Regions from separate parts of the Homo sapiens genome. Here region 2 is linked to region 1. The links are chromatin contacts, found by Hi-C or POLR2A ChIA-PET in ENCODE. All regions are on one chromosome and are shown on one strand. Each heading gives the region's core, a stretch centred on a gene start or an enhancer-like site at or near the end of the contact. The rest is flanking DNA. Distances are from core to core; before and after follow the strand shown. Region 1 overlaps PRKCE (protein kinase C epsilon). Region 2 overlaps PRKCE (protein kinase C epsilon).

Region 1 (6,342 bases), core at 2,306-4,805:
ATCATCTTTATTTTACTCTCAGACTTGATAAAGAGTTTGACTGGGCATAGAATTTTAGATTAAAAAGAATCTTCAGATGAGATCATGTCCTTTGCAGGGACATAGGTGGAGCTGGAAGCCGTTATCCTCAGCAAACTAACACAGGAACAGAAAAGCAAACACTGCATGTTCTCACCTACAAGTGGGAGCTGAACGATGAGAACACATGGACACATGGTGGGGAACTACACACACTGGGGTCTGTCGGGGATGGGGTTGGGAGGGTGGGGAGAGGGAGAGCATCAGAAAGAATAGCTAATGGATGCTGGGCTTAATACCTAGGTGATGGGATGATCTGTACAGCAGACCACCATGGCATGCATTTACCTGTATAACAAACATGCACATCCTGCATAAGAACTCAGAACTTAAAATAAAAGTTGAAGTTAAAAAAAAAAAAAAGCATTTTCACTCAATTTTAAGGTATCATTCCATTGTCTTCCAGCTCTCAGTGCTGCTGTGCAGAAGTCTGAAGTCAATTGAATTCTCAATCATTTGTATGGATCTATTTCTCTTTTCCAGAAGTGTGTTAAAGCTTTGTCTCCATTATTCTAAAATTATTGAATGATGCGATATAGGTCTGTTTTCATCTATTGCACTCGCCCGGCATAGATCTCTTCAATTTAGAAAATTAAGCCCTTCAGTTCTAGAAAATGTATTACTTATTTCTTTACTGATTCTTTCTCTTCTGTTTTCTCTTTCTGGAACTATCATTCAGATATTGGACTAGTCAACTTGGGGTTCACTGTAGACTAATCTGGGTGGCCCACTTAGTTGGGGAACCTCAGACTATCACTATTTCTAGGCCTTTCCTCTTGGAGTGCTTCGATTACTCCCAGAGTCCTGCCTAAAGGGAGACGGCCTGGTGGCCAGCATCGCAGGAACCAAGTGAAGCCAGATTAGAGGACCCGGCTTCCAGAATACACATGTTTATTTAATTCTCCTGTGTTCAGTACTATACCCTCATGCCCATCTACCCCCACTCCATGCTTAGTCTAGAGATCCTGTTTCACTTCTCCAGAGAATAAACCTCTAGGGACAGGGAAGGGGCCGTGCCAAGAAGAAAAGAGAATCTGGATTTATAACTAGTTTTCAACCAAATCTCTCTTTTCTCTCGCTCCACATCACCCTCATCTCCAGAGTAACTGTTACTGCATATTTCCTGAGCTTTGGGGATAGGAAGATGGAAATTCTGCAGCAAAAATTTCATTGCTCTTGACCTTCCCCATTGCTGGTTCAGGATTCAGTTTTCTTGGATCTACTAATTCAGTTACCACTCATCCGTTTACTTTCAAGATTCCAACATTGTGTTGCATTCTTTTCTTACTCTCTCCATCTTTGTGTGTAATTTTGAGAAGGAAAGTAAAATAGTGGTGAATATTCAATATCTACAGTCTTTATCCAGAAATGAACAAGAATCGTAATAACAGCAGCAACAACAATAATAGCAAAACACTTATTTAGCCTTTGTGTAGCCAGACACTATTCTAAACACTTTGCACATGTTACTTATTGAGTCATCACACCAACCTTATACAGTAGAAGCTCTTACTGTCCACTGGATTTACAACCTTTCCAAAAAGGAGATGTTGCCACATCCTACCACCATCACTGGCACTGTGTCAGGTCACCCTGTCCTCTCTGTTGCCAGTCACAGTTTTACATGGGAAGCAACATTGTATGTTGGAGACAGCACAGAGTTTGAGGTCAGAAGAATGAGGCTGAATCCTGGGTCTGCCTCATCTTTGTTGTGTTTTCCTGGGTAGAATAATTAAACTGTTTGAAATGCAGTTTTCTCAGTGTTCCATGGGAATTATAATGCAAACCTCTCTGGACTGCTTTGAAAATTACATGAGAAAACATTTGCAGAAGTGCTGAGTGCAATCTTTGACACCTAGTAAGCTCCATTATTATTGGTTGGCTAAACGGAGAACACAGTTCTGGAGTCAGAAAGTGAATGGACTGAATCATGCCCCCAACCCCCAGATTCTTATGTTGAAGCTCCAATCCCCAGTACCACAGAATGTGATGGCATTTGGAGATAGGGCCTTTAAAGAGGTAATGAAAGCAAAATGAGGTCATTGGGTGACCTAATCCAATATGACTGATGTCCTTATAAGAAGAGGAGGTTAGGACACAGACAAGCACAAGGGAAGACCTTGTGAAGAAACTGGGAGAATACAGCCTTCTGCAAGCCAAGGAGAGAGACTCAAAAGAAACCAACCCTGCCAGCACCTTGGTCTTACACTTCTAGCCTTCACAACTGCAAGAAAATAAATTCCTGTTAAGTCGCTCAATCTGTAGTTTTTTGTTATGGCAGTTCTAGCAAACTAATACTGAGAACCTCAGTTCAAGTCCTAGTATTGCCACTTACTAACTGTGTAATGCTGGGCAAATGACCTCATCTCTCTGAGCCACAGTTTCCTCATCTGTAAAATGGCTCCACTAATGTATATTAAAATAAGAGGGCAAGGCCTGCGGACTTGGCATAAATTGTAATAGTTAAATAAGCTACTGGGCATAAAAATGTCTCTGGGGTTGTTTAGGGGCTCGGCCAGTGCCTGAGGAGTTACAGGTACCCCCACGATGGTGGCAGTGCAGTAACACTGCAGTCTGGGAGGAGCAGGTTGGTGGATATGTGAGTCTGTGTCTCTTTTACAGGCTAAGGGCCCAGATCTCACAACCAGGTGATATTTTATTCTTGTGGTCACTTTGGGACCCAGGGACAGGATATATTGACACTGATAAACGTGCATGACGGTAACCAATGGGCTGGAAGGGCTGACAGATCTGCTTGCATTATAAAGCTGCAAAGTCGGCAGGGTGCAGTGGCTCACACTGGTAATCCCAACACTTTGGGAGGCCGAGGTGGGTGGATCACAAGGTCAGGAGATCGAGACCATCCTGGCTAACGCGGGGAAACCCCGTCTCTACTAAATATACAAAAAAAATTAGCCGGGCGTGGTGGCGGGCGTCTGTAGTCCCAGCTACTCGGGAGGCTGAGGCAGGAGAATGGCGTGAACCTGGGAGGCGGAGCTTGCAGTGAGCCGAGATCACACCACTGCATTCCAGCCTGGGAGACAGAGCGAGACTCCGTCTCAAAAAAAAAAAAAAAAAAGCTGTGAAGTCTGACTTTGGTGTCTTGACTTCCCTGTTGGGCTCCCTTTGCACCCAGCCACCTTCATGAGAACCCGGCCCAAGCCCTGGTCCCTATGTGACCTGCTTCAGCAAAGAAGCTGCCTTTGGAAATGTGCACTTTAGTTATAAAAGTCATTCTGTCCCTCTCCCATGTCATATAGATGAAGAGCTTGTCCCCTACTAAAGGAATGCCAAATACCAGCATGAGTTTTTCAGGAGTCATCACTTTTATATGGGTCCAAATCTACTTGAGGCTGAGACTATCTTTATCCCAAACTGATTCCATGCAGTGTTACCTGCCAATGACAGTTGGGGGGTGAAAGCATTGTGACCTAACAAAGGGGAAGGGAGGAGGAGAGAGGAGAGCCTGAGCTGGCTGGGATGAAAGCCAAGTTTACATTCCTTGGAGGAAGCCGCGTTATTGCTGACCAGCTTAGAAGTAGAATTCTGACTGCCTTTGACATCAGAGGTTTAGAGCAAACAGGAAGTTTGGAACCAAAGGGAAATTCCTGATTAAATTTGAGTGTTTCAGCTAGTAATGTGTGTTCAGAGCAAAAATTATGAGGGACCCCGTCATCTCTTATTTTTGTGTCTTTCATGGTAGCTCATATAGAACTGAGAACCCATTATAGTGGTTAAGGGCACAACTCTGGAACCCCTGGTCTCTAACCCTGCCTCTGCGCTCATTAGATCTGTGATGTTGGGCAAAGAACTTAACTTCCCTAAACCTCAGTTCCTTCATCTGTTAAATGGGGTTATTACTCCCCCCCCAACCCACACAGAAATATTGTGAGAATCAAATGAGAGTTAGTACAAGTAAAGCAGTAACAACTGGTTCTAGTACAGAGTAATTGCTCACTAAACATTAATTAATGTTATTATTATCATTGTTATTTTGCAAGTGGCTGAGTGCACAGTTCATAAGATTCACTTTGTCCATCTCAAAAATGGGGATGAATGTATCCTGCTAGTTAGTAAACTGATGAAAACACTTTGTCTAGTTAGAGGCCTCCAAACAAGGGCTAATTTGAGGTGTTGGGACCTGTCCTATATAGGGGAATTTGACATCAATATATTTTATTTTATGACTATGCTGTGTTCTATAGAAAGTAGATGCCTTGGAACAATTATTGCTGCAATATATTCAACAGCCAGTACTGAATGCTCCAAGGCTTAGTCATATGATTTTTGTTTCTTCAATGCCTTTGGCTATTGAATCATTAGATTGAGCTACTAAAAATGAGAATTGTTTCAGCAAACAAGTGGCAGCTTTGCCGTGGTAAGCAGAGTCCTGTGTGAATGTTTGAAGTTGGTCTCTGTGGTCCCTCCCAGTTGGCCATGTTTGTTTCAAGATGACTCAGGCTGGAGGTGGGGTGAGGAGGAGAGTGGTAGGGGGTACCATAGTGAGCTGAGGTAGTGGAGACTACACTTAATTGGCTTTGCTTCCCTCTGGTCATGCAGCAGCAAGCTAAGGATTCATACTGCTAATTGTTGCCACCTTCTCTCTCCTTGCTTCTGGGTCTCTTCTTCCAACATTCTTGGCCAATTCATTCTGGTAAGCAAGGAGCTGGGTTGCTTTCTTGCTCAGAAGCCTGCCATGACTCCATTATCCCAAGACATCCCCACTCTTCTGCCACTTACTCAAAGCCACCCATAAGCTGACCCTGCCCCTAAGCTTCCTCTCTGGGGTTTATATACTGATCTCTTTCTACCCCACAAGATGACCCCTTTCTATCTCCTCAACAGCTTCTCCAGCCAAACTCCTCTTTGAGTCACTACTTGAGCCTAACAGAGGTGCTCATTGACAGGCCTTTGACACACCCATACACAATGTGCATTTATTACCAAGATCTTAAGCATCAATAGTCACAATACAACATGTTTCCACCACCCTGTACCTTTGCTTAGGAATACCATACCTTTTCCTGGAATAAGGTATGGTATTTTTTTTTTTTTTACGCTAACTTTTCATCCTTTGAGATTCAGCTTCAGATCATTTTTCCTGGCTGTTAGTTATTTCTTCCAGCGAAGTTAGTTATTTCTTCCCCCTGTTAACATTGCATCTGCTACCTTATATTCTAGCACTTCTTATACTGCATTGCAACTATTTCTTGGTTGACTGACCCTACAGAGTTTCCATAGGTTATGATAAATGTATAGTTATACCCAGTGGCCCATGATTTCTTGACTAACCTATTTACATTTATCGAGAAAACTCCAGGGAGGTGAGGGGATTTTCTAAGCATATTTGGCTGCAGGATATATTTTCTAATGGACTTCTCACTGGACCGCTCTTCCCCTGGGCTCCTTTCTGTGTGCATGGCCCTATTTCACCTGTCTTTTTAGTCTTCACAAGGTCTGGTTGGTGAGTTGCTGCAGTGGAAAGAATACAGAGTTAGGAATTAGGGACTAGAACTCTAATAAAGCTCAGTCTTAGTTGGGTGTCCTTGGGCAAATGACTTCTCCTTGCTGGGTCTCAGTTTTCCTACCTACAAAATATGGTGGCCAGACTGGATGATCTAGCTCTGTGATCCTAAGATTGTTTGGTCTGGGAATGCCTTGAAGAGCATCTGAAAATGAATTTCTGAAAATCTGTCTCAAAATTACCTCAGTGAGGCTCCAGAAGGTAACTGATCCCAAGTAACAAGAGTGCCCCTGAGGAACATTCAGAGATCCAGGCCCACAATTCCTGTCATTCCTCGGAAGGTGAGACTTCATTGGCTGGTGGTCCTGTGCTCTGCTCTCGGTATGTCAAATCACCGTCTGTGGGTTTTCCTCCCTCTCTAATTTACCCAAAGTCCTCCCTCTTAACCAAAACAAATAGCTTTTGGGGGATCTGATGTTGCCAAGTTGTATTTGCTCCTGTGGCAAGCAGAGCTCCCGCAAGGGGCTGTAACCAACCATGTAAGCAAGAACTGCTGGCCGAGGAGCAGGGATGCTTGCTCAGAAGTCCTAGTCCTGTCAGGATTGAGAATGCCACCCCTGAGACAACACCCTCTCGGAAGTGGGGCATCTCTCATGAAGTCCCCTCCCGTGTTGGAAATCTGCTCATGCAAAAGCATTCATCAGAAGGGGGTTTCTTTCTAGATTTGTACTTTTGTCTGGGGAAGCAACTAAGAAAAATATCTGTTGTTTGAAGAGCAGTATAATTTAAGCAGACATTCA
Region 2 (6,748 bases), core at 2,621-5,120, 37 kb after region 1:
ACACGTAGCTTCATTAGAAAACACATTAAGATATGTCCTGTACACAGGTAGAAAGTGCTGCTTGTTTTGGACCCTTAGAGTAGCTTGAGAAGAGTAAAACTGCAAATGCCAAATGTGGGTCTGCTGTACTTCGTGTGCGCACCCTTGTGCCATCAGGATACTTCCATGACCTGAATCATAATTGAGAGACTTTTGCTTAAAAACTGGGGGTCACTTTTTCCCAAAGCAGAGATAGGTTATCCTTTTTGAGCACCTGTCTTCCTTGAATGTAACTTACTAATATTTCATCCACATCTATGGCCAAACAACCTGCTCTAGTGTGAGGATAAATCCGGCTGGTGACCACCAGCAAAGTCAGGGATTGAACAGCACTCTGAATTTTAGCTGAATGGCCTCAGGAAAATCCAAATCTTGCTCCAAGTAGAGTCTTTGGGTTAAAGAAGGTAAAAGGAAGCAGTTGGCTGGGGATGGAGTCAGAGGCAGGGGTGAGGCTGTGGCCTTCAGGAGGGCCCTGGAGAGGGAACTCTAGACTCTTCCTGCCAGGATTTGAGAAGTGGTCTTGAAGCTGTGCCCCATGCCTTATCACCTCTGCTGACTCTCCTGGATCTTCTGATACATCTCTGCAAGTTCCCTGGGGGAAGTTACATATCAAGCCATAAGGGTCCACCTTAGCTCAATGACACTGAGCAGATTTGCAAGTAGTTCAGAAGGGATCACAGTTTAGGGAAGGGTGATTTTTAAAAAGGAGGAAGTAAAGAAATGTCCAGAGTATGGGCACCCCTTCTGATGGGCCTGGTGGAGTGGGGAGGAAAGAGAGGGCCCAGGAACACTGAGCTGATTTGGGCTGGGTCACCATTGCCCCAACTAACCTGCTCCTCAGGGACAGCCTAGGATTGGCAAAGGAGAAGCTGCTGGATCCTTCTTGGTTGGAAGACTGGAAGGCATGTGGAGAACATGGAACTCTGGTGGGTTTTCTCTGAATAGGGTTCTTCCCACATGCAGACTCTACTGCCTTGAAAAAGGGCATGTCTCCCAGTGTCACTCCAAGAGTTATTGCTTGCTTTCTTTTTTTCCCCAAGTGGAATTCTGGAACTCTCCTTCTTTCCCATTGGCAGGTTTGAGGTTTACAGTTACTTTCTTTACTAAAGCTATTCACTGGGCAGACCCTGATACACAATGCCTCTATTAGTCTGGAAAGTCTTTTCTCAAAAGATACAACCAATTATTATTTTTATTATTATTATTTATTATTTCTAAATCAGAGTCTCAAAGCATAAAAAGAAAAAATAAACAAATATAAGTAAGGGCACGTGACTTTATCTGCCTGGGCCTCAGCTGGATAAAAAGACCTCTGAACCACCCAAGTTCAGAGCCCTTCACTGACTGACCACGCTCTTTGTTTGAGATTCTCTTTTTGGGTTTCCCAAACACCAAAGTCCTCGGTGGTTGCTCTGTCTCAAGTCCCAACCATCAAGCGTTGTGCTTGCTTACAGATCATTTCCAGCCTTCTTCTCTTGTCACACTGTATGTGATCCTTTTCTCAAAAAATCTCACCCACATTCATTCTTTTCCTCCAGCCCAAACCTTCACATATCACACCTAGTCAGCATGTCCAGTGAGGTGCTTCCAAGGGACCAATAATGTTCAGCATGCACGAGCTGAACTGCTGCTATCCTCCTGCCTCCCTCCAAAGCCTGGGCCTTCCTGGTATGTCATAAGTGCTCAGTAGATGTCCATCACATGGAGAAATGGAGGCTGTCTTTATCTCTAATCACCTTTGATTTTGTAAACTCTACCAGATTATGTCCTCCCTGATGAAGAGGAGGACTCTTCTTAACCGGCCTCATTCGCCTGAGCCTGTGCAGCCTCGTTGTCCATCAAACCACAGGTCTAGGCCCATAACAGGGCATAAGCACAGCCCTGTACCCCTTCTTATTGGCATATATGCATATATGCACACGTGCGCGCACAAACACATTTCTTAGCCGTTGGAAAGCACCGCATGGTCTTAAAGCAAATACCTTCCATGGCCAAATTAAACAAATACAAATGTAAGACTTCTTTTTTAAGAATAATAAAATCTGTTTTCTGTCCCTTCAGAGGTCAGTCCATTTTCAGCCTCCTAACCTTGAATGAGGCCTCTGATATCCTCCAAGTAACTTGGGTGACCCCCACTTTGCAGGAAGACGTGCCTTCCCTACATCCCCGTCAAATTGTGTGGAGTTACATTTGTGTTTCCTCAGCTCTTTATCTGGGCTGGGGTGACCTAAAAGGGGCTAACCAATCTCCTAGCACGTGGCTCCTTATGTGGCTGGACATGGAAGACATACGCCTACTAGTTTTGGCAGCTTCTGGTCCTGACAAAGGAGCTTGAAGTGCGGTTTTCTGGCCTTCCTGTCCGGGAATTCTGGACCCGGTATTGGGTTCTACGGTCCACTTCCGCCAGGCTCCAAGAACGCCCCCAGAAAGGTTACTCTTGGTCCTTTAGCTGGAGTGGCCCTTTCTGTGATGACAGAGTGCTGGCTGGACTTGGAGCTACAAATCACTGGGCCCAAAAGAGGTGAAACCAGCAATCCTTGCCTTCTAAGGCAGTGATGATGTCCTGTTTCTCCCTCTGGTTTTAGAACTTGCCATCCTAGTACTCTGGCCTCATGTCCATCTCTCCTTCTAGACCCTAGACCTCTCCTTGAAAACAGGGATTGTGTCTTTCTTCCCTCTCCCTATCCTGAAACAGACTCTAAGTAGAAACTCAATAACTATTATAGAATTATTACATAGTAGGGGCAAGTAGTCAATGAATATATCAGTGATTGTAATCATGCTGCCAATTTGATGGACGCTAAAATGGACTTCATAGAGACCCTGCCCATCATTTCGTTCTGACATTCAGTGAACATTGAATACTGGGTACTTTGCAGGGCCCTGAGGACCAATCATCATTTCGTTCTGACATTCAGTGAACATTGAATACTGGGTACTTTGCAGGGCCCTGAGGACCAATCTGTGAACACGAAGGCACCATGTCTGTTCTCCTGGAGTTCATGTGAGGAAACCAATAATGCTCAAGGCAATAAGCAAAATAATGACAAGTTGTCATTGTTGTAGAGGAGCTGACCAAAGTGCTGTGACTGACATTAAAGGAAGGGTTGGGGGTGGTAGTGAGGGGCTGCTTCAGGTAAAGTGGCCAAGAGAGGCATCTTTGGGATAAAGGCAGAGACCTCACAACAAGAGGGTGTTGCTTGGTTCTCTTCCTGAGTATAATAGGGAGAATGGGTTGGAGAGTGCAAGAGAATGTTGGATTCAGCTGCCTCTGATGGTTTTGGCCTTAGTTTTAATAATTTTCAATAAAAATGTTTTACTCATTCCATACATTATCTGGAAATGTGTGTTCACATCATCTGGCTGCTTGGGGCCACGATCTGTGAATTCACTTTTCTGCTCTTATTCCTTCATCCATTTGACCAGTAGGTATTGAGACACTGGGATGCATCAGACACTGTGGGAACTTGGAGACCCTGCCCTCATGGAATGGTCCCTTGTGGAGGATAGACACTCATAGTGGAACAGGAGACAGGGACCATCTGAAGGTTCCTCTGGCCTTCTAGCCTTTTCCATCATCATACACTCTCCTGATCCAAACTGGATGGATGAGGCTAGAAGGCCATGGGGGACCACAAAGGGCCTCTCACACCATGCTAACAACCCTGCTTCTGGGGTGCCATTGAAGAATGCAAGCAGCAGGGGAGCATCATCTGATTTACATTTCGTGTAAAAATGCCTGCTGGCAAAGGTTTGCTCCAAAGTGGAAAGGGAAAACATTTGGTGTGCAACAGCCAGGACTGCAAGTTCAAGCAAGTTCTTTCACGGGCTCCAGCTGCCTTCGCTTCCTGGATCTTAGACTGGAAAGGCCCTTGGGGATTAACTCATCCAGCCGTCTTATCTCATATTTGAGGACAGTAATGCTCAGAAAAGTGACTTGCTTGTGGTCACTCTGTCCTGGGCTTTGCCCAAACAGCTGTTTTGATGACCAAGTTGATTGGCCTGGAGAGAGATAGGGGAACTAGGTGTAAGTGTCACGACGGATCGTCAGGCTAGCTCACCCACATGCTGGAAACACAAGGCAATGCCTGCTTCCCCTCAGCAGGGATCAGGATTTTATCCATGAATATTAAGGATAAGAATGTACTTTCATTATTGTGGGTTAAAAAAAGTAATTGGATGATCATGCAATCAGATAAGCAATTCTGTAGTGATTCCAAGGCTTAATGCCCAGGTACAGCCACAGGCTGTTTATTATTATTTTTTCTATTGGCGGGATCAACCAGGTACCAGGCTATTTATTTTGGCTTCAAACCGAGATGTTGTTTGACACCTCAGGCTTCCAGCTGTCAGTGTAGTGTCTAAAAGTCTTCTCTCTCCAGTTGAGAGGACATCTATTTGATCAAAATAGCATTGTCTGGCTTATCTGTTACATCTTATAAGCATGTTTCCATGAGTTAGAAACAACCACCACCCCAACAACTACAACTGTGTTCTCTATCCCATGAAAGGGCGGGCGTGTGGACACGATGTATATTTTTTTCTCCTCAAACAACACAGTGAAGTGATTCAGAGCATGGAAGTGGGGTCAGGCAGGGTGGACTCTGTTGCTCACTCACCACCTGTGTGTCCTGGGCCAGTCAAGTAACCCCTCAAACTCTTTTTCCTCATCTAGCAGGTAGGGATAATAACAGTCTTACCAGATTCACAGAGCACTTGTGGGATTAAATGAAGTAAGAGATAGAAAAGATTTAACACTGAGCTTGGGATACAAAAGCATTTGGAAGAAGAAAAGTAGTTAATTGTGTTGCTCCTAAATGATTGAATTTTCCTATGCAAAGACTTGGAGAGATTTTCCCTGGAGATTGGCCCAGAATGAAATATTATCTTTGACTCTCGGTTATCAGCACTGCAATGGAGAACTTGAAAAAAATTTACCTTGGGTTCAGAAACAAATTATGCTTTTTTTTTTTTTTTTTTTTTTTTTTTAATGTAGGGGAAGTAGACACACTTTGCTTGTCTTTGTGTTTGGCCTCTGGTGGTCTTTGAGGGACTTGCTTCCTGAGAGTGATGGGAGGTGCCTATGTAGAGAATGTCAGGAAGAGGGTGCCTGCCAGTCATCAACATTTGCCACAATGTTGATCTGGAAAAAACGTCTTTCTCTCAAGTGTATTGTTAAATTTATGAAGGTGCTGGTACCATCTGCCAGAAGAACCAATATTCCCATCTGATTGACCACAGTCATTCTCAAGTCTCCACTATTTGTCCCAAAACAAGCAGGATTTCTTCATAATCTCCCTCGAGGGCCTGCTCTAGGACATGAAGTAATTTTTCTAATCTCTTATCTTCAAGTAACTGGAGGAATTTGCTGTTATTTCTGCAGCACTCAGGCCTGAGCTTTGTGGAATTTGCATGCCAGGGAAGTGAGGGCATTGGAAAACGAGCGAAGAATAAAGGAGCATTACAGGGCTCTTCTGTGGTGAATTTTCAAGTCAAGCATAAAAGAATTGTTTCCTATTCTTTCTGATATGTTAAGGGCCTCACGCGTGCTAACGCTTTGCTAGATGCTGTATGGTTTACAGAAGGAGAGTTTTCTGGCTGTTATTCTTAGGGAATCTACCATCAATATAGAAAAATACAATTTTCCAAATGGGAAATGATAAATTCAGATGAGATAGCTGAGGTGCAGGGTAAAGAAAACAGGATTCCACCAAACATCTACAGTTCAGGTCCCAGTCACCTCCCTAGCCTTGTTTACTCACCCCCACCCCACCTTAAGTTCTTTATCTGCAAACCTATGATGATACCCGCTGCCCAGGGCTGTTGTGGGAAGGAAAGGAATACTGTCTGTGATAGCACACAGTGGCAGCCAGTCCTGAGAAGTTGAAGGGTCTGGAAGCTGTCGCATGAATCCTGTTGATCAACATCTGCACAGCCTCACCCCTACCTGTGAGCCCCACTGTCTTTGCTTTCTTCCCTGGGAACTTTGTGTTTCCGTGCACAGTGTCACTCCCCAGTCCCGGGGAAAGGAATCTTGACTTTCTCACCGGGCTATGCTAAAAGTCTCAGTCAGTCTCATCTCTGTTCCACATCATTTGTCCCTTTCCCCTAAGTTACAGTTGCATATACTTCATATGTTTCATCCCACAGCATCTATCTCAGTGCTTTATACACATAAAAGACCTTAAGTATTTTTCAAAAATAAAAGGAGTTTTAGGGATTTAGTGACTTGCACTGGCAGGGAATGTGTATTTTAAGAAATGAGTGTTAGAGACCCCTGGAGGAGGCAGAATTTCTGGGATATCATGGATCAGGCACTGTGCTAGCACTTTCGCAGAGGTTACATCATTCCATCCTGGCAATCCTATCCCCAGTTAACAGATAAGAAAACTGAGTCTTAAAGATATGTTGGACCAGCCCAACCTTATCCAGCTGGTAAGTGGCAGAGTTGGGATATAGATTCAGAACTGCCTCACTTCTTGTCTGACATCGGGAAGAGAAAATATGGGGACCCACCCAACATCTCAGATCACATGTAGGCACAAACAACTTCTTATACATAAATTACTATACACAGAATTAGATACATGCATAGCCAAACCTGGGAGGCAATTCTTAGAAGCCAAAATATGTGTTTCAAATTATTCTAGACACATTGCTAGAGACATGAACAGTCAGTTTGTTTGCTGGGCACGGTGGCTCATGCCTG

What was found. Hi-C counts contacts between places; a loop is a spot of excess contacts on that map. ChIA-PET counts read pairs that join two places held with the same protein, here RNA polymerase II (POLR2A). Pooled maps may share reads with other maps.
Region 2: a map of ascending aorta shows a loop between it and region 1 (2.0-fold over the local background). The contact joins two enhancer-like sites. A Hi-C loop is called at or near these places in 4 of 168 maps with a recorded cell type or tissue (ascending aorta, cardiac septum, endothelial cell of hepatic sinusoid and 1 more) and 6 of 50 pooled maps. POLR2A ChIA-PET finds 5 or more read pairs at or near these places in 5 of 52 experiments (AG04449, AG04450, HEK293 and 2 more).

Annotation. Positions count from the first base shown.
Region 1 is chr2:46,094,381-46,100,722 of GRCh38, forward strand. All of the region lies in intron 11 of PRKCE (protein kinase C epsilon), which reads left to right. Among named protein-coding and RNA genes, the nearest start is that of EPAS1, 200 kb to the right of the region's middle. Within about 2 kb of position 3,556, at least 20 of the 41 ENCODE cell types and tissues checked have a DNase peak (open chromatin) inside an H3K27ac peak, as active enhancers do; they include ascending aorta, where a contact is called at or near this core.
Region 2 is chr2:46,130,746-46,137,493 of GRCh38, forward strand. The region is part of intron 11 of PRKCE (protein kinase C epsilon); the gene reads left to right. Among named protein-coding and RNA genes, the nearest start is that of EPAS1, 160 kb to the right of the region's middle. Within about 2 kb of position 3,871, at least 16 of the 41 ENCODE cell types and tissues checked have a DNase peak (open chromatin) inside an H3K27ac peak, as active enhancers do; they include ascending aorta, where a contact is called at or near this core.